Regions from separate parts of the Mus musculus genome. Here all the other regions are linked to region 1. A link is a loop called in an ENCODE intact Hi-C map of the cell type or tissue named here. Cell type or tissue: heart. All regions are shown on one strand. Region 1 holds the start of Zfp65 (zinc finger protein 65). Region 2 overlaps Gm10037 (predicted gene 10037). Region 3 holds the start of Zfp493 (zinc finger protein 493). Region 4 holds the start of Zfp759 (zinc finger protein 759). Region 5 holds the start of Zfp458 (zinc finger protein 458). Region 6 holds the start of Zfp87 (zinc finger protein 87). Region 7 overlaps Zfp729a (zinc finger protein 729a).

Region 1 (4,000 bases):
CAGGAGGTAACAGATATTGGCCACTAGGCTCGAAAGCTAGAGGTTTTTGTAGAAAAAGGGTCTGGAACTGGGGGAGGAATCGGCGCAGTTACACACAAATGGGCAATTTAAACATCAGAGACCAGTATGTGATAGTAACTCTAAAGGGAAGGTGTTTATCTTGGTCGGCAGGACATCTGGCTAAAACCCAAACCATATCAGCAGGTGGTCCATTACTATCTTTAGCTTGTCCAGAGATTGTCCTTTCGTGCCTTTCTTATCTCAATGGATAGTTGGTTCCTGGGATGACTTTACAGCCTTTGTTCTTTGCTCTAAGCCCAAAAAAGCCCTCCTAACTAGCAAGCCACATGAGACATGGACCTTGAATAAACTTTCTGGCTAGGGCTTTAAACTCTTGAATTTAGTTTTCTTTCTTTCATCATTAGTGGAACCCCCTGAAACTCCTGCACTAATCGCTGTGATTTTTGCCTTTACTAAGTTGCAAAGCTGTCCTTTTAATCTCTACTTTGATTCACAATATGTAGTTAATCTTTTCCCAGCTATTGAAACCGCTACTCTGGTTCTAAACAAAGCTACCATATCTTCACTTTTATTTAAGTTACAACTTTTATTTCAAAACAGAACCTCCCTGTGTTTTTTATAAGTCATTTATGGACACGCATTTATCTGGGCCCTTGACAGAAGGCAATTGGCTAGCTGATCTTGCTATACAACCTTATATTTGTACAGCTTAGAGCAAGCAGAAGCATTATGCTATCAAGTAGTTTAACAAGACAGGCTGTCAGGCAAGAGCCATTTGTCCAGAAACCCATCATTCTTTGCCTACGGGAGTTAATCTCAGAGGACTCAGACCTAAGGATCTCTGGCAAATGGACATTATGAATGTTCCTTCTTTTAGCATACGTTCTTTTGTCCACGTTTGTGCAGGAACCTTCTCTCATGCCATAGTCACCTGGGCAAGGACAGTATTATTAGAAAACAAACTCATGCTCTGTAAGAATATTACCTACTCTCAACTACATAACAATCTCCTTCGCTTACTGTAAGTGAACATAGATTTTAGAGGAATTTGGTCAAATCTCACAGCTAATCCAGAATGTTTGTATGGGTGAAACTAAAATAATCAAGTTTTTATAAAATGATAGTATGTCTGATAAAGTTGAAACTGCCAACATGGTCTAAGGAAACATATAAGGCCTGAGAATCAGACTGTGGTAAACTCTCCCTAAGTATGCCTGGGCCCCTAATATCATGCTAAATGGGGCTTCCTGTATGTTCAGTTAGGTTCTGCATGTTCGTTTTGTTCCTATACCATATTAGTTCCTCCTCTTCCTCTTGAATTAACCAATCCCACTAGGAGGAAATGGAAACTGCAGAACAGTTGAGGGTGAATGCTGCATCCTCACAGATCAGCACCTCCCAGAGGAGTCAGTGCCCTCTCAGGTAGGTTTACATGTAACAGACACAAACATACATGCACACACACGCACATGCACATGTACACTGGAATCCTAGACATGTCCAGAAATGCTAAGGCCTTATGGTTGATGACAGTGCCCTTCACTGCAGCATTCAGGAGGAGTACAGACTAGTCATGACCTCATTCTAAACAGACATGCCAATCAAGTGTTCAGGTGAATGTACTGCTTGACTCTAGTTTCTCTAAGTGGAGCTGTATCCCTGGGTTAACACACTGCCTGGAATACAAGAATTGATAGGAACTTCACATAGTCTCTGTTCTGAATCAGTTTCCCTGTGAATCAGAATGCATCACAGAAACATGAAATCTTCCTTGTGATGGATGGGGTTCATACCTTTGTCTCAAGCATGAACTGCACAGGAATAAACTTTCCTAAAGAAGTGAGGGAAGTTCAAGACAGATACCAAATATTAAATAGTCTGAAACATGAATGATGGCATGATCAGGAGAGAGAGGAAATTCTATAAGGAACATCAAAGGGAACAAGGGAAATCCTATAGTGCACAGTGTACCAAAAGTCAGTAGACTCACCAGTGTGATCCCAGGAGCTCTGCGCCTCCTGCTGGGAGATGGGGAGGAGGAAAGCCTGTGCTCAGAGAACACCCGGTGGTGACTAGTTTTGATTTCCTGTTCTTCTGTCTTAAGCACCTGAGATGCTGCATGTCAGGCGGGATCACCAAGCGTGGTTTCATTAAAGAAATGCTCAGTCCTACATTACCTTCCTGCTTCCTTATTTTTAAGTAAAGCAGACCATGAAAGCATGATTTCCCATGTGTTAGTATGATTTCATAAGTAGATTTGAGCTTTAAAATCACGTTTTAGCAGAAATAACTAGCATGTATAATTAACATTACTGAGAAAGGCTCGACTCACAGGCTAACATCCCTTGCTGAGACCACAGCACTTCAAAAGAGCCCGAATGCCCTGTGGCTGCCCATGTGCCTGTTTCTTTCCAATTTCACTTGCTCACACTTAGGCAGGTACCCAGGCAGTGCACCGAACTCCTTTGGTGTGTTCCTGGAAGTCCTTTACACTGATTTGTGGGAGATGTAGTCCCAACAATTATGACGACTCCAGAAGGGGCCGTTGGTACCAAACTTCCGGATTCGTTCTTAAACCTTGCTTCTCCCCAAAGTTAATCGAGTGTCTTGGGTTTGGATCCCTGACATGGAGGTTGGTGCAGGGAGCAGTGCGGTCGTACAGATCTGAGGGACTGTGCAGGATGGCGGGTCAGGCGCGGAGGGAGCTGGCTCAGGCTGGTTGGGAGACGGGGGGGGGGGGGGGGCGGGGGGCGAGGGGGCCGCCGACCTGGAGGTACTGTGTTGACCTAGGATGGGCCACTGCCCCTAGGAGCAGGATTGGCCGGGAAGAATGTTAGAGACAAGGGGATGGCAAGGGCAGGCTGGGTCTGCTGACTGCCTGTGCGGAGATGCTGAAGGGAGCATTCTACTTTGCTCTGCCTAGCTGACCCTTACTCATGTGATTGTAGTCTGAGTCCCAGCACTTACAGAACTTCCGGAAGTTCCAGGGACAGAGAGTCTTGTGAGGGCGACTGTTGTGTGGGATGTTAGTTTCTTTTCTTTTGGAATGAATTGTTAGATTTATGGATGCCTCGGGTTGAGTAGGAATTCCTAATGTACACCTCTGTGACCTGAGTCGTCACAATACAAGGCTATGTAGCTACAGAATAATCTTGGAATTGTTTTGAACTTATGTTGGCACAATCCAAATAATTATGGATTTTACACTTAAGCTTAAAATCACTAGACAGCAGTGCCCCAATAATACTATCTGAGTATATTTATTTTTTCAAAATTTGGACTGCATTTCTGATAGGATAGTACACTTGTGTGATGAGAGAAAGATCGCAGGGAGGGGCTGGAATGCCTGAAAGGGAAGGGAGAAAATATCTCTGCTAATAGGCCAGGCTCTGAACATTGTTCTCTTACCACATGATTTACTTCTGTCTGTTCACATTATCAGCAGTGACTAATCTCTTCTAAAAGTACTCTGTCCCTCAATGTGGCTTTCTGGTTTACTGATGCTTCCTGGATAGTTCTAGAAAGGATTCCCCAAGTTTTTGTACTGTCTTTGAGAGACTGTAAGATAAATTTCAAAAGCTGTAGCACACTTGGGGGTCTTAAGGTTTACACATAGTAGGTTCCTGTTCATGCAAAATGCACAGTTCTCCTCTTGAAGGGTTAAGAGAATAGTTTAGCCCAGAGCCATTTAATTGGCCATGATCTGAGAAGACAGATTTAGTTTAGTGAAAATTCCATACTCCAACTTGGAAGCAGTTTCATGGTTTTACAGAACAAATAATGTCATTAGCCAAGTAAATTTTAAAATACATTGATGTGAGTCTGATAGAGGTATGTACTGTGAGACATGGGAGATGTTCTATTCACCAAAGATACCATTTGATGAGATTTTAGCTTTTGGACTGATAGAAGCTCATGTTCTGCCTAGTCAGTGGATTCTGGGAGTTTCTTTTAAACTATTGTCACAAGCTGTGTGGTC
Region 2 (4,000 bases), 100 kb before region 1:
GGCAAAACTCTCATACACATAAAATCATAAAATCTAAAATATTAAAAAAATAAGCCACCACACCCATCTTCCCCCTGTTAGCCCAGGGATAAAGCTGACTATGGGATGGGAATATTTGATAATCATTGAAGGTGAGGCTGACTTAGATGACCCTTCTGGAGGAGGACAAAGATTGCTGTTATTTGTGTAGTTAGTACTTTTTATTCTTAGTGAAATAGCAAAAAGGTATCCAGTGTGATAATCCCTGATCGGAATAGAATGGCACTGTTGTTCTCCCAGAGTTGTAGAGACAACGGCAGTAAACTTTTCTGCCTTCACTGGGGTGAATATGGAATAACTTTCCAACATTACAGCATCATCACGAAATTGCTCCGGAGTATACCGAAATTGCAGACAAAAAAAAAAAAAGCTGTCATTGAAATATCATTTGTAAAAGGTTTTACAACCATATAATTGTGCAAATGTGTACCATTCTACCACCGGGTAGCTGTCCTGGAACTCAATTTGTAGACCAGGCTGGCCTCGAACTCAGAAATCTGCCTGTCTCTGCTTCCCAAGTGCTGGAATTAAAGGTGTGCGCCACCACCGCCCAGCCATGTATTTCAAGACTAGTCAAGAACAGCAATAAGCGGTTGATCCCTATGCCAAGAAATGAAATATAAAAAGGAAGACACTGGGAGCAAGTTTGTAAACCTGTTAATTCCCATTTGTAGTAATTAAAATGTGATTCATCATGAGAGATATTGATGGTTTTATTCCCTATCATAGGTACAGAATGATTGTCTAATAAAAAAATATAGGAGTGTCTATGAAAGCAGACTCTTCAAAAGAGTAAATGTTCTAGTTTCCTGTATATCAGGAATCAGAATTTTCAAGAACATGTGAGTAACTCCCACTGAAAGTTGTAAATCAGAGAATGAAATACTGTTCTCAAGCCATGGAAATAATGATCTCATTAAGATATGCTTCACTGGGACTGGAGAGATAACTCAGCATGTAAGAGCACTGACTGCTCTTCCAGAGGTCCTGAGTTCAATTCCCAGCAACCACATGGTGTCTCACAATCATCTGTAATGGGGATCTGATACCCTCTTCTGGTCTGTCTGAAAACAGCTACAGTGTACTTGTATAAATAAAAAAAATCTTAAAAAAGAAAAGAAAAGAAAAGAAAGAAAAGAAAAGAAAAGAAATTGATATACTTCAAGTTCCAAATCCACACTGCTAGGCGTCTCAGCTAAATAGATATGGATAATGGAACCTGATGTGGCCACCTCCTGTAGCCAGGCAGGATCCTCCAGTGGAGTGATAAGAACACTAACCCAACCACAAAAGTTTTGATCCAAAATTTGTTCTGTCTACAAAAAATGTAGGATCAGAGACTGAGGGAATGGTCAACCAATGACTGGCACAACTTGAGACACAACCCACGGGCAAGAACCAATCCCTGACACTATTAGTGATATTCTGGTTATGTTTGAAGACAGGAGCCTTGCATAACTATCCTGTTAGAGGCTCCAGCCACCAACTGACTCAAACAGATGCAAAGACCCAAGTAAAACATTGGATGGAGAGATCTAAGATTATCTTGACAACTACATCATGTTTCAAAGTATATGGGGAAGCCGACCATTGCACCTCCACGTTGTTCCGACCTCCTCTTTCCTACCAACCTGGGAACACTGTTTTTACCTCTTGTCTCTTCACACCAGTAGACTGTTGTCTTTGCTCCAGAAATGTCACCAGCTGTGGCTTAGAGTCAGCAAGCTCTGTTCGTAGGAAAAGGAAATGAGATTGTATAAGAGTTGGTCTACAGGGAATTGATATGACCCTTAAAGTAGTGTTTACAAGTAAAGAAAATTATTTCCTTAAAATGATTTCTGACAAGAGTACCAGAATACATATAGGGACATACAATATCCAGATTCTAAGTTTTATTTAAAGGGAGAAATATTAAAACTGAATTGTTAAGCATTTTAATTAATAAGTGTACTCCAAGCCTCATGCCCTTGAATTTCTAATAGGAGAAGATACTTCTAACACAGAAAGGTTAAACATACAAAGAGAAAAACAGTGAAGTGGTTCTTAGCTGTACAACAACCTAATTTTTTTAAGGATATGAAATGCTCCTATAAGACATTTTACAAGGTGAGGAAGCTGCATGTTGATGGTGAGATACAAATGCTCTACAGATGCAGTGCTCACCCAGGAACACAAGGTGGCTGTAATTCTCCAGCATCACATCCCTGTACAGATGCCACTGAGCAGGCTCCAGGCATTCCCACTCCTCTGCAGAGAAATCAATGGCCACATCCCTAAATGATAGCATTTCCTGAAATGAAGACCAATGAATGATATCACAGTTTAAATTAATTAAAACCACTAAAATCATTTAAATACCATGATGAACTCTGCTGGATAGTTCTCCCGTCAAGTTGACACTATTATTTGAGAAGAGAAGAATATTTGAAAAAAATGTCTCCAGGAGATTGTCCTGTAGCCAAGCCTATGGCATTTTCCTAATTAGTATTGATAACAAGATATCTACAATATGGGTGGGATCCCACCGGGGAGGTGTTTCTGTATGGTATAGGAAAGCAGGCTGAGCAAGCCATGGAATACCAGCCAATAAGCAGCGTTCCTGTGTGGTTCCTGCGCTGGTTCCTGACTTGAATTCCCTCAGTGATGATCTGTTACCTGAAGATGTCAGCTGAAATGAACCCTTTCTTCTCCAAATTGCCTTTCCTCATGATCTTTATCACAGTGGTAGAAACCTTTACACGGGCATCATGTGCCTGTGGACACAAATCTAGATTCTGTAAGGATGAAAGAGAGCTAGACCTGTTTCTCACATCACTGAGTAATATTCTTCAGACACATCAAAGGTACTCATATGACCTCACAATGGACCCATCTTCAAAGGAAAACAAGGTAAAAGATGCTATAAAACCATGTGGGCTCTATACATTGAAGACAGGTGAAATGTAAAATAAATACATCCACAGAAGCATCCATTTAATGCCATATGCTTATTATAAACCACACAAATAAACAGTTCTCACAACAGAAAGTCCTGGTGAGGGAGAAGGTTCTTGTCAACACTAAATATACACAGCCATGAATGTGAAATTATATGAAAATACAGACTTTAATGAGGTGGCTCTGGCTGTCATCTGGGTTTCTGCATTTGTCCAGAATTCAGCAGCGACACAAAGCACAGTGACAAGGGACAGGAGATGGAGGAGGCAAGGGGTAGAACATTAAAGGAAGAACTCACAGACTAATATCATTCAAGGTTCTGAACATACGGGGAAACCAGCATGCAAAGGACTAATCATACTGAGAATTTAACATAGAACAGAATTCACTGTTCCTTGTCATGTTCCATTTCTGTGTTTTCTCTAATGGGTACTGGTTGATGTTTGTGACATTTCTGAAGTGTGTTTTACACATTTGACAGCATGTATCAGTGTGCTGTAGTTGAGCAGCATGTTTGCTATGCTGTCTAATTATTTCAAAATTTTTTAATTTCTATATTCATGTCTTATTGAATAATGCCCCAGATTGGCCAACGAGAATAGTCATATTATTTTTTTATTTATACATGAAAATATCAGCAGTTTATGTATTAGTGGGGTCCTTTAAAATAATTGTATAGATAAGCTTTGATCATTTTTCTAAGTATTGTTGTGCTCAACTCAAACAGTATGTTATCGGATTCTAAGATGTAGCCCACATGATCCTTATACACATCCAGCATTCAGGGCAACAAGACTGCAAGCTTCTCTCTCTCCCACTGTTCCAGAGCGTCCATTACTCAGGAAGGCCCAGAACCTTGGCTTCCTGACATCAGTAGTCCATGGTAAAAAATATTTGGCCTCCTTCTTCTATAAGTTACAACTCTGTATTTTTAGTTTAAAAATAGCTCAACAATTTCAGTGTGAGATGAGAACATGCTGACACTCTGAGTGTCATGGTGAATAGCTTCAATCCCAAGATGAGG
Region 3 (4,000 bases), 50 kb before region 1:
TTCCACAGCATCATGAGAGCTATGTATAGATCATCTACATCACAAGAACTATTTATAGATCATCTACTTTAAAAGAGGATTGTTGGAAGGTTGATGGACTAACATCACTGTGAAATCCTGAGGGTACAGTTATGCTGGTTGCAATAAGAAAAGCCCACCTATACGTTTGCACATACACCTTCTTGGTTTAATAACTTTTCTATTGTAATAAAACATTACAACCAAGACAACTTTTTTAACGGGGTAGGGTGGGGGTGTTGTTTTGAGACAGGGTTTCTCTGTACAGTCCTGGATATCCTGAACTTGCTCTGTAGATCAAGCTGGACCGGAACTCAAAGATCCATCTGCCTCTGCCTCCTGAGTCCTGGGATTAAAAATGTAAGCCACCACTGCCCAGCACCCAAGGCAACTTATAAAAGATTTTTACTGGGCTTATGGTTTCAGAAGATTACAGTCCAGAATAGTGAAATGCTAGCAGGAATTGCTGAGAGCTCACATCTTGATCCACAAGCAAGAGGCAGAGCTCTGAGAGAGGGTAGGAGTCTTTCTGACATCTCAAAGCCTGTCCCAAGTGACATATTTCCAACAAGGCCACGCCTACGACTCCTTCTCAAGCAGTTCCACCAAATGGAGACAAAGCATTCAAAGAAGAGCCCAGGGGCACCATTCAAACCACACCTTCAGACTGGGCTTTGGGAGTGGAGGTGTCCTGTATCCTGGAGTCTGCTGCATAGTATGGTTGTCTTCTACTGACTACATGTAAATGAAGTAGAATAGAAAGACAGGAGAAGTTAAGATCTGGGAAGAGAGATCCCCTCACTTGAGTTTGAAGCTTTTCAGCAGCTGAAAGTCAAACATTTTGACAGCTAACACTCAATGTGAAGGTTTCCAGCAGAGGCAATATTTGTCTTCCTTAGTAATACTTTCAAATAAAAATGTTACAATAGCCATGAATAGGGCTGGAGAGATACCTGAATGGGTAAATACGGACTGCCAGAAACTCTGTCAGTTAATAACAGAGTTCAATACCCAGAACTCACATGGTGGAAAGGGAGAATGACTCCCAGAAGATATCCTCTGACCTTGTAGGTCCTGCCATGTCAATGTGGCACAAACCAATAATCCTAGTCCTTGGGAGGTAGAGGCAGGAGGATTAGGAGTTCAAGGCTGGCTTCATTAAGGTGCTTACAAGGTGCCAGTCACAGGGCCCTGAGTGATCAGAGCTCCTCAATTCCATCTTTTTGTCTCTCTGACACACTGTAAGTACTTGGGTGAGTTTGTCTAGAACTGTTTGGGGAGGGTTAGGGAACCTAGATGCCACATTCTTCGATAAGAGTTGGTTTAGGTGAGTTTAGACACTGCAGATGATATGCAAAGACAGAACAGCTGGCCATTAAAGAGCGATGAAGACCGACCTCTTAGGATGCAGTATTATTTCCTCCCCCAGAGACATTTCAGCCCCCTCTCACCTGTAACCAACAGCCCTGTACCCACGCCTATTCTCACACCAATTTGTTTCTCCATTTTGAAAAGGAGTCCAAACGCAGTCTCCGAAGGTACTGGCTGATCTATTATTTTCTAGTACTTTTCACTCTACACTACAGAGTGAACTACTTGGTTGACACAAAACTCAAATCTTTCCCTTTAAGGGACTATTCTGCCCTCATTCATATAGGAGTGTTAGTCTTGGGGTTGACGTCACAACAGTGATCGCGAAGGACTTCTATTCAAAATAGTTCATAAATCTAACAGTTCATTACCAAGAAAATGGAACCAACATTCCAAACACCAACCGCCCTCCCAAAACTCCCTTCACTTGCAAATAAACAAGGTTATGAACTTTTGTCAACTCCAAGAGTCCTGGGCCAGCTATAAAGTAAAGAAAGCACCACACACCCAGTTGGTTCTAGATTTCCTGAGAAATCTGACTACAACCATGTGAGCCTGAGTCAGCTAGAGAGCAGAGTTTCCCCAGCCAAGCAGGAGAGTGCGCTCCCAGTCATAGCCTCAGGCTGTCATCAGACACCAGTCAGGGTGAAACCTGCCAGGACTTCCAGCAGTTCTCACTCCTGGGTCCTGAGCCAGCTCTCCTGCGCAGGGTGGACTCCAGCAGTAGCCTCGTGCAAGCAAAACGGTCACTCTCAGAGCCGACCCCATTGCCCTTTCCGCAGCTCTGACCTGGATCCAACGTGGGGTTGGTCCAGCCTAGGTCAGCACAGCACCCCCAAGTCCGCTTCTTCCCACCTCCCATCCACAAACCCTCGCCATCCATTCCGGACCCATCACCACGCGGACCCTCACGCCTGCAGGGCAGCGTTGCACCCTGGACGAACCTCCATGTGAGAGATGCAAACCGAGTACTGAGCAAGACCTTTTTCTTGCTCAACTTTGGGAAAGATGCAACTATGCAGACCGAGAGTAGAAACGTGGTTTCCTGACTGGCTCCTTGTGACGTCATATGGGCAAGACTACATTTCCCACAACTCTATGCGAAAGAAATCCCTTAGAGTGTAAGGGGTTGGGAGGAAGCAGTCAGTTTGTGTCCTGGTACAACCACAGGGAGCCAGTTGGCTTTTAAAATGCTAAATTTAAACCGGGCAGTGGTGGCGGCGCTAGCTTTTAATCCCAGCACTTGGGAGGCAGAGACAGGCTCTGAGTTCGAGGCTAGCCTGGTCTATGGAGTGAGTTCCAGGACAGCCAGGGCTACACAGAGAGGGGGGGGAAATGCTGAATTCAGTACAGGACACGTTTAAATGTAAATTGAGCCTTTGGCAGTAACCTTTAATAGGTTTGCAACTTATTTCTGTTCAATATGTTGCGATTTAAACTCAAAAGTGTACTTATTATGGAATCTTCTACATGTAAAGTTCACACTGATTCAATATTACTATAAAATAACTATATGTGACCTTCCTTGTAGTCGAACTGCTCAGGAACTTAAGACAGGAGGATCCCAAATCCAAGGCTAACCTGGGCCAAATAAAGAGACCTTGTTTCAAAATACAATGTACAAGTAGGGTTAGGGAGCAAGGGGTAAAGCCCTTGACTACAGTGGAGGCTTGGCTTAATACCAAGCATTACATATGCATAACTACTCCTTGTTCACCTGTGTGAGCCATACATGGATAAGACTCCACAACTGGATAACGTTTTCATGTGAACACTGGAAACTTCCATACAGTGAAGGGCATGGATCAGGGACACAGCTGTTTTAAATCATTGGACAAAGTTAAACATCCAGCTCTCTGATGTTAACTTACGAAGAAATCCTGAATTTATCTCAGGATCTTTTTTTGGTCTGTCTGTAAGTAGAGTGCACACATGTTCATCCACTAATTTGTGCTATACAAGAGCTTCATCCTCTTCTACCTGGTTTTTCATGAATGCAGGCAAGTATTGTTGGGGACAAGAAAAGAAACGTATTCTAAGTACTATGACGATTTCACTTTCAGATTTCATTAAATTCTAGAGAGAAACTAAATTCATAGTTCCAGGCCCTAGGGGAGCTGGGGACTTCCGTATAGCTGAATAGCTTCTGTTTTAAACAGTTGTCTGAGTCCAGCCATCTCAAGGGCAACTTCTCCATCTTGCTGGCAGGGTCATACAAGTTCATGTTCCCAGGCCCGTAAAGAACAGCTATCACTCACTTTTCCAAATGTTTTCTTAATTTGTTAACAGCTGTGTGTGTGTGTGTGTGTGTGTGTGTAGAGAGAGAGAGATTGCTATTATTTAAACCATGGTTTTACACACACACATATATACTACATACAGCTGACCCAGTCCTTTGTCTCCTTAGCACTCTAAGCTCCTAACCACTCCAGACCTAATGTCTAGGAGAACGAATTAAGGACCTTGAAGCCAAGTGCCCTGGATACCGCCCAGTCTCCAATGGTACTCCTTTGTTTAACCCATAATGTCAAAATACAATTGGTTAAAAGTGCAGCTCCCCTCCCCTGGTCCCCCCTGTTTTGTGTTCCCATCCTTTAAAAATGTTGTTCAA
Region 4 (4,000 bases), 600 kb after region 1:
CAGGGTTTCTATTCCTGCACAAACATCATGACCAAGAAGCAGTTGGGGAGGAAAGGGTTTATTCAGCTTACACTTCCACAGTGCTGTTGATCACCAAAGGATGTCAGGACTGGAACTCAAGCAGGTCAGAAAGCAGGAGCTGATGCAGAGGCCATGGAGGGATGCTACTTTACTGGTTTTCTTCCCCTGGCTTGCTCAGCCTGCTCTCTTATAGAACCAAGACTACCAGCTTGATGTAGAGATGGCACCACCCACAAAGGGACCCCCCCCCTGCCCACGATCACTAATTGAGAAAATGCCTTACAGCTGGATCTCGTGGAGGCATTTCCCCAACTGAAGCTCCTTTCTCTGTGATAACTCCAGCCTGTGTCAAGTTGAGACAAAACTAGCCAGTACAAAGTTGTCTACAACAAGTAGATATGAGTGATGTCTTTTAGATTTTCCAATTACACTGGACAGATTTTCAAAATATCCCTTTATGATAGTCTGAAGTTTTTGGTATCTGTTGTAAAATCTCCCTGTTCATTTCTGAATCTAATCATTTGGGTCCTGTTTCTGTTGGTTAGCTGGATCCAGTGTCCCTCAATCTTGTTTATCTTGTTTATCTCCAGCTCACTAAAGCTTGGTTTGACTGAGGACAGTATAAGCAAGATCGCCTGAGATGGAGGAGGGGATGTGGAGAAGAAACCCTGAAAAAACAAACACACAAAGAAAACCTGTGTGTATGTTGTGAATGCAAAACTCTTGTAAGGAGTCTGTGTGTGCAGAGACTGATGGCCCACGTGGAAGTTCACTGAGGGGCAGAGCCTGGAATTCTGCAGGTTCAGGGTTAGCTGTCTTGGGCTGATTTTCCCTTCAGGGACAGTCCTTGCCTCACTATGTAGTGGACCACACAGCTTGTTAATAGATAAAAACCTCTCAGAATCCACTGACTAGGCAGAACATGAGATTCTATCAACCCAAAAGCTAAAATCTCAGCAGATGGTATCTTAGGTGAATAGAATATCTCCCATATCTCAAGGTACATATACATACCTCTATCAGACTTACACCAATGTATTTTAAGCTTTCTTAGGTTAATGACATTCTTTGTTCTGTAAAACCATGAAATAGATTTCATGTTGGAGCATGGAATTTGGATTAATTAAACCTGTGTTCTCAGATCATGGCTACAAAAATGGCTCTGGACTAAACTATTCTCTTAACTCTTCAAAAGGACAACTATGCATTTTGCATGAACAGGAACCTACTATATGCAAATCATAAGTTCCCAAGTATGCCACAGGTTTTGAAATTTATCTTGCAGCCTTTCTAATACAGTTGAAAAATTTGAAGACTTCTTCCTAAAACTATTAAGGGTGCATCAGTAAACCTGAAAGTCACATTGAGGGACAGGGAAAATTTAAGAGAGTTCGAACACTGCCAATAATAGGAACATACATAAGAAAATCACATGATGAGACAATATCCAGATCCTGCCAGATTAAAGAGAACAATGTACAGAGCCTGGCAGATGAGCAGAGATATTTCCTCCTTCCCTTTCAGACTTTCCAGCTCCTCCCAGCGATCTTTCTCTCATCACACCAAGTCATCTATCTCTCACATCTGAAAAGAAGTCCAAATACTGGACAGAACACATACTCAGAACACAAACATACTCAGAACCGTTGAGGTATTACTGTCTAGTCATTTTTAATCTGTGTAAAATCCATAATTACATAGATTGTGCAAACACGGGATGTTACCAATTACAAGATTATTCTGTGGCTATACAGCCATGTATTGTGAGGAATCATGTCACTGAGATGTCTATTAGAAATTCCCACTCTAACCAAGGCATCCATAAATCTAACAATTCATTCCAAAGGAAAAGTAATTAACACCCCACACAACAATCACCGTCACAGGACTCTCTGTCCCTGGACACTAGGAACTTTAGAAAGCTGTGTGAACTCAAACAAGGAGTAGTCTCCAGGACATGACGTATAGGGGGCGGTAGATGTCCCCGTGTTCTGTATGTCCAGAGAATCTGACTACAGCCAGTGAGAATGGGTCAACTAGGCCGAGCACGTTTCCCTTTAAACATGCTTGAGCTCTGGTCAGCATCGCAGGCACAGGCAGTGTGCAGACCCTGCCTGCCCTTGCCATCCTGTAGTTTCTAACGTTCTCCTCATCAAACCTGTGCCCAGGGACAGTGACCCAGCCTAGGTCAGCACAGCATCTCCAGGTCAGCAGCTTCCTGTCTCACAACAAGCCCAAGCCGGCACTCTCCGTGCCCTACCCGCCACCCTGCACAGTCCCTCATATCTGCAAGATGGTGCTGTTCCCTGCACCAACCTCCATGTCAGAAATCCAAATGCAGCGCTCAACAGGACAACTGCACAAATTTGAGAAGCGACCTTTGACGAAAGAATATGGAAATTTGATGCTGACAGCACTTTCTGATGCCGTCACAGGGGCCGGGACTACATTTCCCACAAATCAATTGGAAGGACTTCCGGGAACCCACTGAAGAGGTTTTGTACACTGCCTGGATTACAGTCCACTGAGAGCAGGTGCACATGGACATGCACAGGGAATTTGGGCTCTTTTACAGTCCTTGGTCACGGCACGAAATGTTTGCCTGTGAGCTGAACCTTTCACATTAATCCCGCCTATCAGGTTTCCATGTTATCTCTGATAAAACATTTTGATTTAAAAACTCCGACCTACTATAGAATCTTATTAACAAATGGAAAATTCATGCTTTCATGATCTGCTTTATTTAAGAATGTGGAAGCAGGAAGTTAATGTAGGAGTGAGCATTATCTCTTTACGATTCTATTGAAACCATCCTAGTCGCTTAAGATAGAAGAATTAGAAATCAAAGCTAGTCACCAGCAGATGTTTTCTGAGCACTCCACTGGTTTTTCTCTTCTGTATGTCTCCCAAGGGGCGGGACAGAGTTACTGGGATCACAATGATGTGTGTACTAACTCTTTTTTTTCGAGGCAGGGTTTCTCTGTATAGGGTTTCTCTGGCTGTCCTGGAACTCACTCTGTAGACCAGGCTGGCCTCGAAATCAGAAATCTGCCTGCCTCTGCCTCCGGAGAGCTGGGATTAAAGGTGTGCGCCACCACGCCCGGCGTGTGTACTAACTCTTAATCCACTGTGCACTATAGGATTTCCCCCTGCCTTAGGTTTGATGTTCCTTATTGATTTTTCTGTCTCTGCACTGATCCTGTCATCGGTCATATTTGACAATATTTGAACATTAGTGTTATCTGTCTTGAATTTCCCTCACTTCTCCTAAACAGAACACTGAGATATTTTCTTCTTGAATACAAAGATATCAGAAATATTCATAATACTGTCTAATGAGATCACTGTATTAAAGGAGTTACACTGGAAACATAGAGTATTGAGAATTCATGTCTCTTCTTGGGAAGGTTTATTCTTGTGCAGTTCATGGTTGAGTCAAAGTTACAAACCCTGTTACAGAAAAGACTTCCTACTTCCCTGAATCCTAATGATTCAAAAAGAAGCTGTTTCAAAGAAGATACTGTGCCGAGTCCATATTTAATTCTTCTTTTCCAGTGAGTATGTTTATCCAGGAATGCAGAACGGCTTCCTCAAATTAGAAAAATTAGAGTCAAGGAACAATACATGTACCTGTACTTGATTGGCAAGTGTCATGACTGGTCTGTCCTCCTCCTGAATGCTGCAGTGAAGGGCATTGACAGAAACCACAAAAGTTAGTATTTCTGAGCATAGCTAGTTTTCCAATATATGTTATGTGTTGAGATCTGGTCTGTTGCTATGTATTGTAATGCTAAATTCTGTATCCAAGATCTAGTACTACAGCTGACTTCTCATATTTACATGGTTCTGTGGCACAAACCTTCATCCTTGATTTAAAACTATGGGATAAATCAAATTGGCTACAGCCAATTACTGGAGGGATTTGTGGAGGGCGGGTATTGAGTTACCTGGTAGGGGGTGGAGAAGAGAGAGAAGAAAG
Region 5 (4,000 bases), 460 kb after region 1:
CTTCTGTCAAGTTGACACACAGAACCAGCCAGTACAAACATCAAATTTGTTCAAACATGAGGCCTGAATATTTTTTTTTCATCAGTGTTTTCCAGATAGGGTTGTTCTGTGTAGTGCTGACATTCCTGAAATTCACTCAAAAGACCAAGCTGTTCTGAAGTACAGAGATCCAAGTCTCTCTGACCCATAACTGTTAGAATCAAAGAAATATACCACCATAGGCCCCATAAATACTTTTAATTATATATGTGTACATATATACATACATATATGTATATATACATACATTTTTGTTTATATGTATACACACACATATATAATTTTACTAGCAGTGTGTGTGTGTGCATGCATGCCTGCCTGTCTGTCTGTCTGTCTGTCTGTCTGTTTATGTCCCTGTGCTCCTCTCTTCTATATGAGCTTCATGATGTCAAAAGAGTTGGGCTGGTCCTCTAGAACTGTGCTTGTGAGCCACAATGTGAATGTTAGAAAACAAACTCATGCTCTGTAAGAATTTAATTACTCTCAACTACTGAACAATCTCTTTAGCTTACTGTAAGCATAGATTTTTAAAAGGAATTTGGCCACACATCACATTGAATGCAGAATGTTTCTATGGGAGAAACTTAAAGGATTAAGTGACTATAAAATGATAGTGTAGGCAATAAAGCTAAAACTTCCAACATGGTCTAAACAAGCATATAAGGCCTGAGAATCAGACTATGGTAAACTTTCTGTAAGTATGCCCGGGCCGCTAACACCATGCTGAATGAGGCTTTCTCTAGAGTCTGCATGTTCAGTTTGTGCCTACCTCCTTCTCTTGAATTAACCAATTTCACTAGGAGGAAATGGAAACTGCGGAACAGTTGAGGTTTCATCCTCACAGATCAGCTCCTCTCAGGTGAGTCAGTTCCCTCAGTCAGTACACTCACACATTGAAAGCCTAGCAGTACTTATGGTTGCTGGCAATGCCCTTCCCTGCAGCCTTCAGGAGTACAGACTAGTCATGAGTTCATTCTAAACAGACATGCCAATCAAGTGTCCAGGTGAATGTATTAGGGGTATTGTTTAATACTGCTTGATGACTCTAGTTTCTCTAAGAGGAGCTGTATCCCTGGCTTAGCACACTGCCTGGAATACAAGAATTGAATAGGAACTTCCCATAGTCTCTGCACTGAAACAGCTTCCTCATCAATCTGTATACATCGTGGAAGCATGAAGCCTTCCTTATAATGGGTGTGTACCTTTGTCTCAAACACAAACTGCCCAGCAATAAATCTTCCTAAGAAGAGATGGGCATTCTCAGTACTCCATGGTCCCAATGCAGCTTCTTTACTACACTGAGCTCACTTGACAATCGTAGGGACATATTTCTAACACCTTTGTATTCAAGGAGGAATCATCTCAGTGTTCTGCTTAGAAGTGAGGGAAGTTCAAGACAGATAACAAATATTTAAATCGTCTGAAACATGAATCATGGCGTGATCAGGAGAGAGGAAATTCTATAAGGAACATCAAAGGGAACAAGGGAAATCCTATAGTGCACAGTGTACCAAGAGTCAGTAGACTCACCAGTGTGATCCCAGGAGCTCTGCACCTCCTGCTGGGAGATGGGGAGGAGGAAAGCCTGTGCTCAGAGAACACCCGGTGGTGACTAGTTTTGATTTCCTGTTCTTCTTCTTTTTTTTTTTTTAATTATTATTTATTTATTATATGTAAGTACACTGTAGCTGTCTTCAGACACTCCAGAAGAGGGCGTCAGATCTCATTACAGATGGTTGTGAGCCACCATGTGGTTGCTGGGATTTGAACTCCAGACCTTTGGAAGAGCAGTCGGGTGCTCTTACCCACTGAGCCATCTCACCAGCCTGATTTCCTGTTCTTCTGTTTTAAGCACCTGAGATGCTGCATGTCAGGCGGGATCACCAAGCGTGGTTTCATTAAAGAAATGCACAGTCCTACATTACCGTCCTGCTTCCTTATTTTTAAGTAAAGCAGACCATGAAAGCATGATTTCCCATGTGTTAGTATGATTTCATAAGTAGGTTTGAGCTTTAAAATCACGTTTTAGCAGAAATAACTAGCATGATTAACATTACTGAGAAAGGCTCGACTCACAGGCTAACATCGCATGCTGAGACCACAGCACTTCAAAAAAGCCCGAATGCCCTGTGGCTGCCCATGTGCAGAAGACTGTTTCTTTCTAATTCCACTTGCTCACAGTAGGGCAGGTACCCAGGCAGTGCACAAAACCCATTTGGAGTGTTCCTGGAAGTCCTTTGCACTGACTTGTGGGAAATGTAGTCCCAACAATTATGACATCACCAGAAGGGGCTGTCAGTATTGAACTTCCGGGTTCGTTCTTAAACCTCGCTTCTCCCCCAAAGTTAGGGGACTGTCCTGCTCAGAACTGGGCTTGGATCTCTGACATGGAGGTTGGTGCAGGGAGCAACGCCGTCCTGCAGATCCAGAGGGACTGTGCAGGGTGGCGGGTCGGGCGCGGAGGGAGCTGACTCAGGCTGGTTGGGAGACAGGGGAAGCTGCTGACCTGGAGATGCTGTGCTGACCTAGGATGGGCCACTGCCCCCGGGAACAAGATTGAAGAGGAGAAGGTTGGAAAACAACAGGATGGCCAGGGCAATCTGGTTCTGCTGACTGCCTGTGCCTGAGATGCTGAAGGGAGCGCACTCAACTTTGCTGAAGAACATGCTCTGCCTAGCTGACCCGTGATCACATGGCTATAGTCAGATTCTCGGGATTTACAGAACTTCCTAAATTTCCTAGTGTGCTGGAACAGAAAGTCTTGTGAGGGCAACTGTTGTGTGGAATGTTAGTTCCTATTCCCTTGGAATGAATTGTTAGATTTATGGACGCCTCCGTTTGAATAGGAATTTCTAATAGACACCGCTGTGACCTGAATCATCACAATACATGGCTGTATAGCCACAGAATAATCTTGGAATTGGTATGAACCCGTGTTTGCACAATCCAAATAATTAACCTTTCTTTCCCCTTACCTCTGGTACGTGGGCTAGAGGGAAAGTTGAAGCGTTCAAGAACTCTAATTAAGTAAGTCTTGAAATTTCTAAGCCTACAGTATGATGTTTTCTAGTTCCATCCATTTGCCTGAAAAATTCTTGATATCCTTATTTTCAATAGCTGAGCAGTATTTCACTGTGTAAGTGAACCACATTTTCTTTATCCATTTGTTCATCGAGGGATATCTGTATTGTTTCCAGATTCTGGATATCATGAATGAAGTTGCTCTGAATGTAGTTGAGTAAGGTGCCTTGTAGTTTGGTGGAACATCTTTTGGGTATATGACCGTGGTATAGCTGGGTCTTGAGGTAGAACTATACCCAATTATCTGAGGAGCTGCCAAATTGATTTCTATAGTGGTTGTGCAACTTGACACTCCCTCCAGCAATGGAGGCGTGTTCTCCCTGATTCACATCCTTGCCAGCATGTGCTGTGGCTTGCGTTTTTGATTTTGGCCATTCTGCTGGGTGTAAAGTAGAATCTCAGTCACCTTGGTTTGCATTTTCCTGAAGGCTAAGAATGTTGGACCTTTTAAAGGTCTTTCTTGGCCATTAAAGATTCCTCTATTGAGGAATTCTCTGCTTAGCTCTTTAACCCATTTTTAAATTGGCTATTTGGGTTGTTGGTGTCTACCTTTTTGAGTTCATTATATTTTTTGGGTGTCACCCCCCCCACCCCCATGAGGCATAGGGTTGATGAAGATCTTTTCCCCTTCTGTAGGCTACCAATTTTTTCCTATTGACAGCGACCTTTGCCTTGCAGAAGCTTTTCAGTTTCATGAGGCCCCATTTATTAGTTACTGATCTTAGTGCCTGAGCTATTTGGTGTTCTGTTCAGGAGGTTGTCTCCTGTACCAGTGTGTTCAAGGCTACTTTATACTTCCTCTTGTATTAGACTTAGTGTATCTGGTTTTATGTTGAGGTCTTTGATCCATGTGGACTTGAGTTTTTGCAGGATAATAAAT
Region 6 (4,000 bases), 200 kb after region 1:
CCTGTGGAGCTGCCTGCAAGTCAGTGCTGCAGAGATGCAGCTATCCTGAGTTCTTTCCTAAGATCAGTAGGTGTCTTCCTGCTGCTGTTATCTTTCATTCATCATGTTCAAACTACAGAAAAGGCCATTTGAAATTCTAGGTAATTATTGAAAGAATGGCTCTAAACGGGGAACCCTAATTCTCCATATTGAGGCAACAGGAAAGGTGCCCTAAGCCTAGACCCCCGTCCATGAAAGACTCTATTCTTCCAAAAGTGTGAATTCATCTGAAAGGAGAAAGTCCAGTGGGAAAATAGCATTTAAGGAGAGCTTGACCTCTGTTTACTTTTTTTTCCCCATGGTCTCCCTTGAGCTTGTTATTTCTCTAAGGTCTCAAGGACAGGCACCTGGAGTTCTGCAGTTCCTCAGCAGGAGTGTTGGTTTTTAGAGACACAAAGGCAGGGAGGATGTCTCCTCAGAATGTCCTCATTAAGGGGGAGTTTTATGGGTAGTGCCATTCTAATGCTAGAGGTGGGGGGAGGGAGTTTCAGGCTGCTGCAGGAGGACACAGCACAGAAACCAGCTGTCTGTGTAGCATACTTGTCTAGGGCTAGAGGGAAGATGGGAGCTTCTGGCCAGGGGGGTGGGGGGTGGGAGCAAAAAATGCAGAGACAAACTGTGCACAACACTAAAGTATCTCTCTAGTATCAGCAATTCGGAGGTTACAACACATGCTTAATCACTGCAAGGAGAACTAAGTAGGAAAAGAGAAGTTGAGTTCTCCACAGTGATAAAAATACCATGGATAGTGGTAGCACATGCCTTTAATCCCCGCACTTGGGAAGCAGAATCAGGGGGATCTTTGAGTCCAATGCAAGCCTGGTCTACAGAGCAAGATACCCCATGCCTAATGCAGAGAGAAATTCTACAATGGATGATGGACCAGAAGTCCGTACAATGCTAAGAACTGTGCCCTCCTTGGGAGAGAAGCAGAAGAGATACTCACAGGCTCAGAGACCACCTGCTGTTAAACACTTCTCTGTTTGTGGTGAACCAGGGAGACGTGGGTGATGTTCTGGTATAGTTCTCATAAAATTAAAGTTCTTATGCAGATTAATGAATGAAAGTGTAAGCAAGGGACAAATGGAGAGATCAAGGATCCACCAATGGATTCTGGAAAGTCTTCACATGTAAATGTGAGGGTAGTACTTATAACCTCGTTCAGAGATTTTTTTTTTTTAACGTCTATGTCTCTGACCTACCTCCTTCACTGTATGGATTCCAGTGCTCACAGGAAAGTGTTTTTGTTTGTTTTCCCAGCTGTGGAGTCTAATGCATGTATGCTCACAGGCTTGTCAGCACACATGGAAAAATGGAGTATGTACAAGTTGAGCATTAAATTAAGTCTTCCTTCATTCTAGGCACGTAGTCTACCCCCTTTGCTAGTTTTGTACTTTGTATTTTGAGACAAGGTCTCTGTAAAGTGCCTAGAACGCTTTGGATTTGTAATCCTTTCATTTTAAACACCGAAGTTGATGTCAAAAAGCATCTCTAAGTAATAGCACTCACTCCACTTTAGCCTCTTGTTTCCTTATTTTAAAGTACAATTAAATGATTGTCAACTTTTGGTGCAGGTTCCAATTTTATAATTAGTAGACGAGTTTTTAAACTACAGTTTGACCAGATACAACTAATAACCCCTCCTATCAAAGCCTCAACGGATGTTCTAGCACGTCCGTTTTACAACCGGAACTTTTAAAGCAGCCTGACTGTGGGCTTTTGTCCCAGTGCTGACACCTCTCCTTTCTTTCCACCCTCCTCCGCTGTCAGTAGGGAGAACACAGAACTCTGGGAAATGTAGTCGTGCCCTCTGTGACGTCACAAGCAGCCGCTCTGCGAACCGCACTTCCGCATCCCGTCTGCAGACGTTTGTCTTCCCCTAAGTTAGCGGTGCTGTGTCCTGCTCCTCGCTCTCGATCGGATCTCTGACATGGAGGTTGGTCCAGGGAGCAGTGCAGCCTGAGGGAATGTGCAGGGGAGTGGTCCAGCTTGGAGGGAGCGGAGCCGAGGTGGACCAGAGGCAGGGAGAAGCCGAGTTGGTGATGCTGTGCTGCTGACCTAAGCTGGGCCAACTGAGCCTGGATGCAAATCTGGGTGGGGAGAGCAGTATGGGGGTGGCGCTGTGAGTGAAAGCTTTGTTAGGACGCGGCTGTATACGCTTCTGGGGTGGGAGAGCTGGCTCTGTAGCACAGAAATGTGGAATGGTGGAAGGTTCAGTATTGCCCCCCCGCAGGGTGGGCCGGCCCTCTCCTTGCGCCAGAGGTGTAAATGGGAGCCCACATTCCTGCTTGCCTTAGGAAGTCTGTTGGCTGTGATCACTTGGCCACTTGACTGTGGTCAGATTTCTCAGAACTTCTAGATCGAGTGGAGATCTGGCACCTCCTATTTATGGCCAGCCTAATATTCTTGGTTTGAGTTAATAGCTGCTCCTCGTTTCCAGGGACAGAGTTCTGCTAAGGAGGTTGGTGTATAGGATGTTAGTACCATTCTCTTTGGAATAAATTGTTAGGTTTTTTTTGGTGTGTTGTTTTGAATGAGAATATTTCATGGCCACCTCCGTGATCTATATCTTCACACTTAACACTCACATGTAGAGACAGTCTAATGTTCTAAAGGAGAAGGCTTATTCAGGATATTATTGATCCTACATTGTAGAGTAAAATACTAGAAAATACCGTATCCACTTATGTCAGAGATTGTGTAATGTCAGAAGCTTGGACTCCTTTTCTGAAACAAATGAGGGGGTGATGGGAGCAGAGAGATGGCCTGGAGATTATTAGTGACTTCGGGGAAAGGACTTGAGTGTCCCTGGGGAGGAGAAGTGACCTTGAATACCTAACAGTGTTTACGTTGCTCTTCAATTGTGAGCTTCTCTTCTATCTCTGGACACTGCACATCTAAACCTCCCTTAACAACTACTCTATCACTGCCCCGACTGTGGCACTCAGGTTCCCTGTTGCTCCCTGAACATTTGCCAGTTTATCCACGTCAGAAAGATTGAAAGGTGAATTTGAAGAGCTTTTGCTCAGTTAGGGTCCCTTGCCCATAATAGACTCCTTGGCCTGTCTCTTGTATAGTTTTGTAGTTCACAACACTTTAAGTCAAATCAAGTGTTTGTGTGGCATTAAAGCCTATTATTCATAAGGAACATGGGTTTTAAGCCACCTTCAGTATGAATATTTCTGTGGACTATGTAACTGTTATGTAAAAGACAGAGACTTCCTAGTTAATGTCACTGGCCTACAGGACAAGAACAGCATTGTGTTTTCCATTATCTAAAGTGGGAAGAGTACACTACCTTGTGAACCAAAAGTGGTTTCCTAAGAAGTAGGCATGAAGCAGAGGCATGCTGTCCTGTAACTTACAGACCTTTCCAGTATATATACTTTAAACACACCTGTGATTGAAAGAAACCAAACCAAACCAAAACTGAAGCCTCTTCTTGGAGCATCCTTGTTATCTCTGCATTGTGAAGTGAAGGCGGGGGATTAGGACTTCAAGGTCATCTTCCATATTATAGATTACTCAAGATGAACTTAAGCTAAGTACGATTCTGTGTAAAAATTATTAAAGGTTTTAAAAAACAGTTCATGGATACACTATTTCTGATGGCTTCTGTCACTTGGCTTAGTACCAGCCTGACAGAATTCCGTCTAACTGACATGGCTCACATTTAAAACATATACTTGAGAAGGTTTATTGACTGTATTTGATGTGTACTTTAAAAATCTCCTGCTCACATGCTTCTGTTAAAGGCGTTAAATTTTGGTGATCAGATAGATAGTCCTCTGCATTACTGTGTGTGTAGGGACTTTACGCTTTGTCTTGCTTGAAGATTCCTCCACATTTGCAGGGAATGTTTATTTTCTCTGATTGTTCATTTGTATTAGTTTCTGTTGGGACCTCTTGATGTGTCTTCTGGTTTTCCTGGAATTCTTCCCATTTGTGCTTCTTAAACATT
Region 7 (4,000 bases), 110 kb after region 1:
AAAAATACCATAGAGAAACCAACCCTACTAGCGTGAAGCATGTGGCAAGGACTTCCAATCACAAGAGAAATCATATGGGAGACAAACCCTCCAATTATGAAGTATGTAGCCTGCTCCTCTATTGTCCATAATTACTTTCTGAACACAAGAGAAAACACACAGGTTAAAACCCTACAATTGTTAAGTGCAAGTCAACTTCTTTAGAATTTGCCAGATTTTTTCTACTCGTTTAATGTGGAAAAGCCTTTTCTATAAATATACACCAGTGTTTACACACGTTAACTCATAATGTGGTGACATTTACAAATACAAAGAATATGTACAAACAAGTGTTCAACACAAACTTTAGGGATCATCAAAAATTCATTTTGGAGAGAAAACATACAAACCTAAAGAATGTGGCAAATACATCAGAAGTTCCAAAGCATGATCTGAACACCGGATAATTCCTACTGGAGAGAAACATTATAATTGTGGAGAATGTGGCAAAACCTATTACCAGTCTTCTGGTCTTAAACAACATTCAAGAATTCATCTATGAGAGAAACCACACAAGTGTGAAGAATGTTCCAAAGTCTTTTGTACTTACTAAGAACTTGTAAAACACCTCATAATTCATACGAAACTGAAATGCCACATGTGGAAAATGTTGCAAACCATTTATTGAACTTTTTATATATCTCAACACGAGGTAGTTCAAACTGGAGTTAAATAATGCAAATGTTAAATATTCATAATATGTTAACACTTCTTCATACACTAAAAGCTTCCTGCTTACTAGAAACCATATAAGATTGAGCAATGTGGTAAGTAAAGACTTTGGAATCATTCACACAATCATGCCAAAAGTAGAGCTGTCAGATTGTGTGTTCTCTGGATTTGGGGCTGATCTTTCCTGGGTGTGTTTTGTTTCTTCTGTTTTAGAATAAGAATACTTATTCTATACCAGTGAGTAGTAAAATTAGTGTCTTGTTCTTATGTTGTAAGAGCTCACACATAAGAGATTGCCTTGAGTCTCACGTGACACATGGACTGTGGGCTTTCATAGTGTTGTAATTATTAAATCTTTTATGGACCTTTCAAGTTCTAGCCTATTTTATTTATGAGTTGAAAGTAAGGTTGGGGAGAAGGGAAGAAATGTTAAGATTAGACATTTGTGGCTAAAGCTAGCATGATGACTTTGGGAACAAACTTAGTTGCTAACAAGACCTATACCCATGTTAGTATTCCAAGTACCCATGGAATACAAAGGGGTAATTACCTCTGAATGTTGTCCTCTGATCTTCATGCATGGGCTGCCACACATACACATGTACATACATACATACATACATACATACATACATACATACATACATACATACATAAATGTGCCCAGACAAAATCCTAAATTACGTTTTGAATTATGTTTGTATTTTATGTAGACAGGGGTCAAGAAGTAATGCTTGTATCTCAGTTGTTAACTCCATGAATTCGAGCATCATGTGAGGAGCAAGCCTCTGACTATTGATTCTCAATTTCTTGATTAGTTTAATTGACGTCAGAAGATTGGTGATTGTGGTTGGAAGCATGTGCTGGAAATGCTGCAGTGTAAGAAAATACGTTGATGGCAAGTATCCATCAATCTCCTGCTTCCTGACTGTGTATGGAACATGATGAGCTTCTTTAAGTTCCTGCTGTCATAAGTTTCCCATCATGTATTGTGGTTGGAGTAAGAATTGCTCTAAGTGTTCATAGAGTTGAATGCTTAGTCATCAGGCAGTAGCACTTCTTTGAAAGGATAAAGAAGTGTGGCATTGTTGGAGTAATGTGTCATTACGGGTTGTATTTGAGGTTTCAAAAGCTCAGATGTAGTGTCGCTCTCTTCTTAATAACTATAGATCAAAATGTAAGATTCTCAGCTACTTCTTGAGCATCAATATATCTGTCTCTATCCACCATGTTCCCTACAATATGTTTTCTACAATAATGATAACTTACAAAACTTTTGAAACTGTAAACAAGCCCAATAAATGCTTTACTTATAAGAGTAGCCTATTTTATTTATGAGATGAAAGTAAGGTTGGGGAGAAGGGAAGAAATGTTAAGATTAGACATTTGTGGCTAAAGCTAGCATGATGACTTGGGGAACAAACTTAACTGCCAACAAGACCATACCCATGTTAGTATTCCCAGTACCTATGAAATACAAAGGGGAAATTACCTCTGAATGTTGTCCTCTGATCTTCATGCATGTGCTGCCACACATACAAATGTACATACATATATACATACATACATACATACATACATACATACATACATACATACATACATGTGCCCAGACAAAATAAACCTAAATTATGTTTTGAATTATGTTTGTATTTTATGTAGACAGGGGTCAAGAAGTAATGCTTGTATCTCAGTTGTTAACTCCATGAGCTCTAGCATCATGGGAGGAGCAAGGCTCTGACTATTGATTTGAATTTGTTTATTAGTTTTATAGACGTCAGAAGATCTGGTGATTGTGGTTGGAGTGGCCCACAATTTTTGCATGATCTGTGATAGGGAATCTCAATGAGGAAAGATCCCAATAAGACTTCATCTCAGGATTGCTTCTTGCAGCTGACAAGCCTGTCCTTTCATTATTAAATTGATATAATAATCCTGAACATCTAGCCCACCCTACTGAGCAGATTTTCTACAGGTCAATAAAAAGGCAAACTTTCAAAAATTAATTCTGTTGAAACAATAATTTTACAGAATTTCTGATTTGATTCAAATAATCATTGGAAGAAAGGTTTTTTTGTTTGTTTGTTTTTGTTGTTGGTTTTTGGTTTTTTGAGACAGGGTTTCTCTGTGTAGCCCTGGCTGTCCTGGAACTCACTCTGTAGACCAGGCTGGCCTCCAACTCCTGCCTCTGCCTCCCAAGTGCTGGGATTAAAGACGTGCACCACCACTGTCCAGTCAGAAGAAAGTTTTAAGAGACAGTTTTAGTTGTTTTGCTAGAAAGATAATAAAGTTAGACTGAAGAATAGAATGTACCCACTCCTCATAATAATAATTAAATGCTGCATAATTAGGAATAAAATGAGCTTTCATGGTTACACTAAAAAGAGAAATTGGCTTGTGAAATTTTTTGTTCAAGAAAAAAAATTCAAGTCCAAGAATAAAGCCACAGGTGTGCTGTTGCATGTAATAATTAAAAATCAATCCACGCTATCGCTGCTATGCTCTGGCTGTGGTGGTCTCCCCGCCCCCATGTCTATCCCCACAAGCCTGCCTCCAAACCTGCTCACATTCCCAGTCATCTGCTCCCTGTGGCTAGCTGTCACAATTCCCTTAACCCAGTAAAATCAAAACTCTAGAGGCTTGTAAATTATCAGTCAGATTTATAACAGTAAAATTTCAACCCATAAAACGTCTACACAGTCAGCTCAGAGCCACTTGATATTGATACAAGCTGCCCATCTAGATTGGACAAATTGCCCTATTTTATTCTATGCTCTTTTATGATATTCATAGCTACCTGTGGCTATTTCAAGCCATACGGATCTGGTTGGTCCTCTTCCTCCATCTTCTCTGTCCTTCTTCTGTCTATCCCCTGCCCTCTCTCTCTCTGAAACTCTTAGCCCCTCCTTCCTATTTCATTGCCCATTCACAGACTCTAGCCTTATATTTCACTGGCCCTCACCTGCATATCAACAGCAATCCATAGTGTGCTCTATCAAAAAGCAAGACCATATGAAACTGTTGCTTTCCAATTATAATGAGCATATACAATGAAACACTGCTTTAAACTTGTTATTGACAGTGTTCTGTAACTCCCATTTTGTGTAACATTTGATCTACAATGCAATTTTCTAAAGAATTTTTTGTCTAAGAAGGTATTAAAGGGCCAAAATAAAAAAAGCAAAATTTAGTAGCTTGAGGGTAGGAGCTCTGCCTATTCCATCCATCTAAATGTTGTGATGTAGCCATTATCTAGAAATAAGAACAAAGAAGGAATGCTGGCTCTACT

Evidence for each region. A loop is a pair of places that touch in the nucleus more often than their neighbours do. Peaks named below come from ENCODE experiments on the same cell type or tissue, not always from the same donor. Only the 100,000 strongest peaks of a DNase experiment are listed, where the experiment ranks them.
Region 2: a loop joins it to region 1, with 2.8 times the contacts of the local background. A loop is called at or near these places in 10 of 42 quality-filtered maps.
Region 3: a loop joins it to region 1, with 2.3 times the contacts of the local background. A loop is called at or near these places in 3 of 42 quality-filtered maps.
Region 4: a loop joins it to region 1, with 2.1 times the contacts of the local background. A loop is called at or near these places in 2 of 42 quality-filtered maps.
Region 5: a loop joins it to region 1, with 6 times the contacts of the local background. A loop is called at or near these places in 4 of 42 quality-filtered maps.
Region 6: it touches region 1 in a loop (1.9-fold over the local background); 3 of 42 quality-filtered maps call a loop at or near these places.
Region 7: a loop joins it to region 1, with 2.2 times the contacts of the local background. A loop is called at or near these places in 9 of 42 quality-filtered maps.

The regions. Positions count from the first base shown.
Region 1 is chr13:67,727,714-67,731,713 of GRCm38, reverse strand. It overlaps Zfp65 (zinc finger protein 65), which reads left to right and starts at 2,541. Exons shown (of 4, transcript NM_145622.2): 1 at 2,541-2,653. The coding sequence starts at 2,648. Zfp85os (zinc finger protein 85, opposite strand) reads right to left here and starts at 2,452. Exons shown (of 3, transcript NR_027969.1): 1 at 2,012-2,452. In heart, a CTCF peak has its summit at 2,037 (motif pointing left); DNase peaks (open chromatin) are centred at 2,523 and 2,803; H3K4me3 peaks cover 1,407 bases; H3K27ac peaks cover 909 bases.
Region 2 is chr13:67,831,561-67,835,560 of GRCm38, reverse strand. It overlaps Gm10037 (predicted gene 10037), which reads right to left. Exons shown (of 4, transcript NM_001309374.1): 2 at 2,203-2,329; 3 at 1,690-1,766. The coding sequence starts at 2,326. Among named protein-coding and RNA genes, the nearest start is that of Gm10037, 2.5 kb to the right of the region's middle. In heart, a CTCF peak has its summit at 2,218 (motif pointing right); no DNase peak of the experiment used is centred here; H3K4me3 peaks cover 65 bases.
Region 3 is chr13:67,778,153-67,782,152 of GRCm38, reverse strand. It overlaps Zfp493 (zinc finger protein 493), which reads right to left and starts at 2,460. Exons shown (of 4, transcript NM_028402.2): 1 at 2,334-2,460. The coding sequence starts at 2,339. In heart, no CTCF peak of the experiment used is centred here; DNase peaks (open chromatin) are centred at 2,042 and 2,372; H3K4me3 peaks cover 1,272 bases; H3K27ac peaks cover 981 bases.
Region 4 is chr13:67,126,652-67,130,651 of GRCm38, reverse strand. Zfp759 (zinc finger protein 759) reads right to left here and starts at 2,424. Exons shown (of 4, transcript NM_172392.3): 1 at 2,338-2,424. The coding sequence starts at 2,343. In heart, a CTCF peak has its summit at 1,995; a DNase peak (open chromatin) is centred at 2,371; H3K4me3 peaks cover 1,041 bases; H3K27ac peaks cover 928 bases.
Region 5 is chr13:67,267,463-67,271,462 of GRCm38, reverse strand. Zfp458 (zinc finger protein 458) reads left to right here and starts at 2,395. Exons shown (of 4, transcript NM_001001152.2): 1 at 2,395-2,432. The coding sequence starts at 2,427. In heart, no CTCF peak of the experiment used is centred here; a DNase peak (open chromatin) is centred at 2,302; H3K4me3 peaks cover 1,266 bases; H3K27ac peaks cover 765 bases.
Region 6 is chr13:67,524,052-67,528,051 of GRCm38, reverse strand. It overlaps Zfp87 (zinc finger protein 87), which reads left to right and starts at 1,821. Exons shown (of 4, transcript NM_133228.3): 1 at 1,821-1,975. The coding sequence starts at 1,970. In heart, no CTCF peak of the experiment used is centred here; a DNase peak (open chromatin) is centred at 1,851; H3K4me3 peaks cover 1,930 bases; H3K27ac peaks cover 1,291 bases.
Region 7 is chr13:67,615,026-67,619,025 of GRCm38, reverse strand. It overlaps Zfp729a (zinc finger protein 729a), which reads left to right. Exons shown (of 4, transcript NM_183146.4): 4 at 1-2,025. Among named protein-coding and RNA genes, the nearest start is that of Zfp729b, 7.3 kb to the right of the region's middle. In heart, no CTCF peak of the experiment used is centred here; no DNase peak of the experiment used is centred here.